2 separate regions of the Homo sapiens genome follow, and region 1 is linked to region 2. A link is a loop called in an ENCODE intact Hi-C map of the cell type or tissue named here. Cell type or tissue: endothelial cell of umbilical vein. All regions are shown on one strand. Each heading gives the region's core, and the rest is flanking DNA. Links, peaks and the distances in the headings are about the cores only.

Region 1 (2,908 bases), core at 124-2,623, 160 kb after region 2:
GTAGCCATCCTAATGGATGCAAAATGCTATTGCATTATGGTTTTGATTTATATGTCCATAAAGATTAAAGATGTTGAGTATCTTTCCAAATGCTTATTGGTATTGGTGTATCTTCTTTGGACAAATGTCTGTTCAAGTCTTCTGCCTATTTTTTTCTCTTTTGGTAGGGTCAGGGTCTTGCTGGGATGCCCAGGCTGGTTGCAAACTCCTGAGCTCAAGCAATTCTCTCCCCTTGGCCTCCCAAAACACTGGGATTACCGGCATGAGCCATTGTGTCCAGCCATTTTGCCTGTGTTTTAAATGAGGTTATTTGTGGATTTTTTGTTGTTGTTCTTATTCTCGTTACTTTTTACACTGAGGGTGGGACTCTATGGGTGCCAGTTCTATGCAAGCATTTCGTATGAGACTCCTGCTCTAAATTGGTTTCTGCACCCTATGCAGTCATCCAGGTAGAAGTTCAAGCTCTCAGCACACAGTTTGAGATGAGTGCTGGCTCAGACCCACTAAGCTGTCAGGGTTTCTGCCTTCTCTTTGCTTCTGGCCGCTATGGCAGCCTGAGGATGCCTCTAACAAGATGCGTTTTACATTTTCTCCAGCATTTTAGCTGTTTGTATCAGGAGGGCCGTCAGGCATCTAATCGCCCACACGATAGAAACCGTAGCTCCCGGACACTGATTTTCTTACCACGTCTTGACTTTTCTCTCTGCCATCAGAAGTATTTGCTTGTGTCTGAGAGAGCCCGAGGATTCCGTATAGGTAAATGCATCATTAGGGTCATGACAGAAAGGAGAGCGGGGAGTAAATGTGTGTCTACACCATGATTTTGTAATTTTATATGCCTGTGAATAAGGACATGAAGTTTACGTAGAGAAAGGAAAAGAGGTCATTTCTTAGACTGGTGTATTGGGGACAGCTTACTCTCCTTTTAAAAATGCACTCCTCCCTTCATCAGCCACGCAGTCAGTCAGTCAGTTGAGAGTGAGTCCTTGGCTCCAGCCCTGTCCTGGAAGCAGGAGACCCAGAGACTGAAGAGATTAGAAAGCGCCCGGTCCTGAGTCCCTGTGCTTGTGATGCTGGTTATGTACACAGTGAGCAGTGGCCTGCAAACGAAGTTAGGTGATGCAGTAATGGTATGCGGGTTAAACACTTTAACATTGGAAGGGCAACCTAAGAAAACAATCCCAGCAGTTTGGGAGAGAACGCCTAGTTCTCAAACAGATGTTTTCGAGGGACAACAGGAACCACTGGAAAAGAGTTTGAAGTTGTGACTTTCCTTAGAGTGGTGAAAACAGGATTCCATTTTCAAAAATGTCCTTTTCACACCACTAAGAAATGCCAGCCACAGAGGGGATCTCAGCTGGGGGAGGGGGCAGAAGTGTGTAGGGTTTAGAGAAAAGCCCAGCCCCCTTTGGGCTTCCAAGAGCAATTCAGAATTCCTATGTGGAAAAGGGGAGAGGGGCAAGTTCCCAGAGAGACGAAGGGCAGAGCAGCCTGGAGACTTCCTCTCTGCTGGGACACCGCCTGCTCCGGCTGTCGGCAGCCTTCTTCAGGTCCCCTGTCTTTGTAAAAAGTGCTGCTCAAAGCTGGGACTTAAACTAAACAGATTTCCTAGAGGAAACACACACACACCATCACACTCTGCTAACGTTGCTTTTATGGACATTTCCCTGAGAAATATTTCTCTCTGGAAAAATAAATTCACAGGATGTAATTAAAACCATGATGTGTGTATGTTGGCCAGGACTCTTCTTAAGTGCTTCACCAAATGGGCCACCAAATAAAGCAATGAAGGCCGGCTTTGTTCACGTCGATTAACAATGCTATTTATTAATTGTAACACAGGGCATTCTCTTGGTACTTTATGGTTTCAGAAACAGCCTTGCGGTTGGCCCTTGCCCAAGGCAGCCTCAGTTGTGACCCCAGTGTGACCTCTGCAGGGAGACACCGCGAGGGCTCCTCCGTGGCACTGGATGAGGCGACAGGCTCAGCTCCACCGACACGCCCATTCAGGCGTGTGTTTTCTGCTGATAACCTAGGGGAAAATACATTCCAAACATGAAAAAGTTCCTGAAAAAGAAACTGTTAGCAAAGCAGTGCTTTTGAGTAACAGGGCTAAGGGGAGTGAAGTCTTCTTACCCTCGGTGTGGCTCCTGGAGACGCCTTCCCGCTCTCAGCCCGGGCTCTCCTGCTGGGTCCTCGCCGCAGGGAGCGACTGTAATTCCAGTTTCCTTACTGGATGTATGAGCCCTGAAGCTTCGGAAACAGTTCACCACAGACCCGTGTGAAGCCCAGGTGCAGGCAGGGCTGCGCTCCCCCGACCCCCACGTTCTAGGGGAGGGTCCTTGTTGCCTCTGCCAGCTTCTGGGGGCCCCAGGTGTTCCTCGGCTTGTGGCCACGTCGCTGCACTCTCCACCCCCGTCTTCACGCTGTCTTCTCTCTCTCCAATCCGCCTTTGCCTTTCTCTTGTAAAGGCAGCTGCCATTGGATTAGGGCCTGCCCTAAATCCAGGACGATCTCATCTTGAGATCCTTAATCGCATCTGCAAAGACCCTTTTTCCAAATAAGGTCCCATTCACGGTTCCGGAGCTGAGACCGTGGACATCTCTGTTTTGGAGGCTGCCATTCAATGCCCCCATGCTGCTCTATAGGTTCCTTGGGATGGTGTCCAGCTTTGCTCGCCCCTGAACCCTAGAACCCCGCTGCCCTGGTGTGGCAGTTTGTCAATTTCAGAGCATGAATGCCTTTATCCATTGGTTCAGGAACAAGGCCTGGGCCAGCTCCTGTGACAGAATCAAAATACCCGTCCCACCAGAAGCCACTTTCGTGGAACCTAACTGTCTGCCAGGAGAGATAGGCCAGCTCCTCCGGCAGCTGCAGTCAGGTGAGGAGATAAATGCTGCTGGGAGGA
Region 2 (2,908 bases), core at 297-2,796:
TGCCTGACTCTGGAGTCCAAAGCCCAGCCCTGAGGCTGGCCCAGTCAGGAGGGTGCATCTCCTGGGGAGAAGGGCACCAGAAATGGTACATCCCTCCTTCCTCATGTGCCCAGCACTACATGCCCACTATCTTGAGGTTGAATTCGCTGATTCTCTGGAGGTCCCGTCCAGGTGGGGCCCCTGCCCACATGGTTACTCAGGCAAGAAATGTGGACATGGCAGCACTGCCCTGCCATGGTTCTTCCCACCTCGGGCACTAGCCTGGGACTATTCCCCAGGGAATGCAAGCTGACATCCCGAGAGCACCCCCCCGGTGGGAAGTTCTACAGAAACAGATGGCGTTGCCAGGGAAGTTCCAACAGCTGTCTTATATGTTAATGCTTCTGAAACTGGACACATTTCACATTTTGAAACCAGCACTGGACTCAGTACCAACAGGAATAAAGTTTTTTAAAACGCACTTTTAATTCGGGTATCACTTACTTCGTTCACTTGGCTGCCCCTTGGATCTTTCTTGCAAGTAGTAATGGCAGTGGGACTGGAAAATGCTGAGTTTTCTTATTTCTTTGAACTTCTGCAGGAAGCTCTGCTCCTCCTTCTGTGTGTGTGCAGCGAGTACCTCCTTGGTGAGGCCCAGCTTCTTGAAGGGCTCCTTCTCTTGGCTGAGACCACAGGCCAGGGCAGGGCCCGCCAGGCAGTCCAGGGATTCTGGCCCACTCGCAGCATCTTCCACCATCTCTGTAACACAAGAACCCAGGGCTCTGGTCCACACGTGCCCTGTTTATTATTTTAAGGCCACACTATATTCACGAACAAGACAAATCATTCACGTATAAAGTAATTTCATGATGCCTGTGGCATGAGGATGAGACTCACAGCGTTTTCATTTAGCTTTCTGAGAAAGTTCATGGCAAAAGGCAAGAAGCAGAGCAGGACAGCCCTGACAGCCAGGTGCTCAGGAACCTGGGGCTGAACAAACGGAAACGTGGGGAACCTTGGGCTTCAGCTCTGCTGCTGAAGATATCCCTCGGCTGTCCTTAGCTTTCAGAACACCAGAAACTTGGATCAACGTGCTGAGTCTTTCCGGGTTTGGGACCAGGCATGGTGATAGATGGGACCCTATGGGCCCATGGGGCAGACAGGACAAGGGACAGGCAGGGCCACTGACCATCCTGAAAGGGAGGGCTTGGGGACTGGATCTTGGACATACACTTTTTCCTTATCATTTCCCTCTTCTTAGTAAAGAACAAATTCAGGATTCATTTTAATCATAATATTCTAAAGAACAAGAACACTCAGCCACCAATGCGCTCATTGTAAATCTGTTTACCACCTGTACTGGCTCCTGTCCACAAACAGGGAGAGCTAACGGTCGCACCTTCTGCTGGGCAGAGGAAAGAACCCCAGGCCTGCCCAGGGAAGAGGGAGGTGGGGCCTCGCTCCCAGTGCTCTCCGCACCAATTAAAGGGGATAAGATCTTGCACCACAATCAACCCTCCTGCGTTGATGCCAGAACAGACAACTGCCACTGGAGGGCACCACAGGGCAGCAGAGACCTGGACAGGTTGCTGCCTGGGCCCTGGCTGGCCGCACTCCACCCTGCATTTTACGTAACTGGATTTCCTGAAACGCCCCCTATCGGGCTATGGTGGAGTTCTTCTGCACTTAGAAAAATTTAAGATGGCAAACTTCTTGTTTTCATGGTTAAAAATCAAACTGCTCTCTGATCCAAGAGCCCATAGTCATACCTAACTCCGGCTGCGGCTTCTTGTCTCCCACATGGACGATGGTGCTGCTGTAGCTGCACTGGCTGGTGAGCGACGCCACACTCTCTGCCTTGCCCGGCAGTGCCAGCGAGGTCAGGTGCGTACCTACTCCCGTGCGGCTGTTCACCCTGGAGGGCGGCTCTGCCTCTTCATGAGAGGAAGGGGGAACAAACATTAGTGTGTCATTACAATGCACTGTGCAGATGAGAAACCGACACCCAAGTGCCCATACAGCTTCCACACCAGGGTGCACACAACCCATCCCATCCCATCCCACAGATGCTCTGGCCCAGGCATGGGGTGATTTGTCCCCAATGTTTATTCATAGAAGAATAGTGGAAAAGAGAAAGTTCTGAAATGGGAGCAGTTACACACTTAAATCCTGAGGCCTCTGCAGGGAGGCGCAGCAGCTTGGCAGCTGCAGGGCACACTTGGTGAGGGGCTCTTGCCTGCAGCCAGGCAGCCCTTCTGCAGGCCTGTGGGGAGGGGCTTTCCGACAGTCAGGAGCCAACCATAATCCGGGATACCCTGTTTCTTTCTTTTTTCTTTTTTGAGATGGAGTCTCGCTCTGTCACCCAGGCTGGAGTGCAGTGATGCAATCTTGGCTCACTGCAACCTCCGCCTGCCAGGTACAAGCCATTCTCCTGCCTCAGCCTCCCAAGTAGCTGGGATTACAGGCATGCACCATGATGCCTGGCTAATTTTTGTATTTTTAGTAGAGATGGGGTTTCACCATGTTGGCCAGGCTGGTCTTGAACTCCTGACCTCAAGTGATCCACCCACCTCGGCCTCCCAAAGTGCTGGGATTACAGGCGTGAGCCACCGCGCCCAGCCGGGGTACCATTTCTAATCCTGGTGGTGAACATCAGCAACACTGACAGCGTTGTGTTAAGCAGCCTGGGATTTAATGTGATTTATGGGCCATGTTAACATTCAGGCCAAGGGCCCCTCTGAGACACACTGGAAAGAGGGCCTGCCCTAGACTGACAACTTGAGACCAGTGTGGCTGCATGAGGGGGTCAGCAGACGGCCCCTCAGTGTGGCCGCATGAAGGGGACCAGGAGATGTCCCTGCAGTGTGTCTGCATGAGGGGGGTCAGGGGACGGCCCCAGGCCTCCAGTAGCCCCACTGGCTTCCTGTTC

The links. Hi-C counts contacts between places; a loop is a spot of excess contacts. Peaks named below come from ENCODE experiments on the same cell type or tissue, not always from the same donor. Only the 100,000 strongest peaks of a DNase experiment are listed, where the experiment ranks them.
Region 1: it touches region 2 in a loop (2.1-fold over the local background); 2 of 110 quality-filtered maps call a loop at or near these places.

Annotation. Positions count from the first base shown.
Region 1 is chr2:238,419,585-238,422,492 of GRCh38, forward strand. It overlaps LOC124908002 (a long non-coding RNA gene), which reads right to left. Exons shown (of 2, transcript XR_007088163.1): 1 at 2,137-2,908; 2 at 1,802-2,032. Among named protein-coding and RNA genes, the nearest start is that of ASB1, 5.9 kb to the right of the region's middle. RefSeq lists cis regulatory regions at 1,711-2,396, 2,567-2,908 and an enhancer at 2,142-2,801. In endothelial cell of umbilical vein, for the core only: no CTCF peak of the experiment used is centred there; a DNase peak (open chromatin) is centred at 1,677.
Region 2 is chr2:238,255,174-238,258,081 of GRCh38, forward strand. It overlaps PER2 (period circadian regulator 2), which reads right to left. Exons shown (of 23, transcript NM_022817.3): 17 at 1,749-1,913; 18 at 484-738. Among named protein-coding and RNA genes, the nearest start is that of HES6, 17 kb to the left of the region's middle. In endothelial cell of umbilical vein, for the core only: CTCF peaks have their summits at 1,581 (motif pointing right) and 1,787; a DNase peak (open chromatin) is centred at 1,588.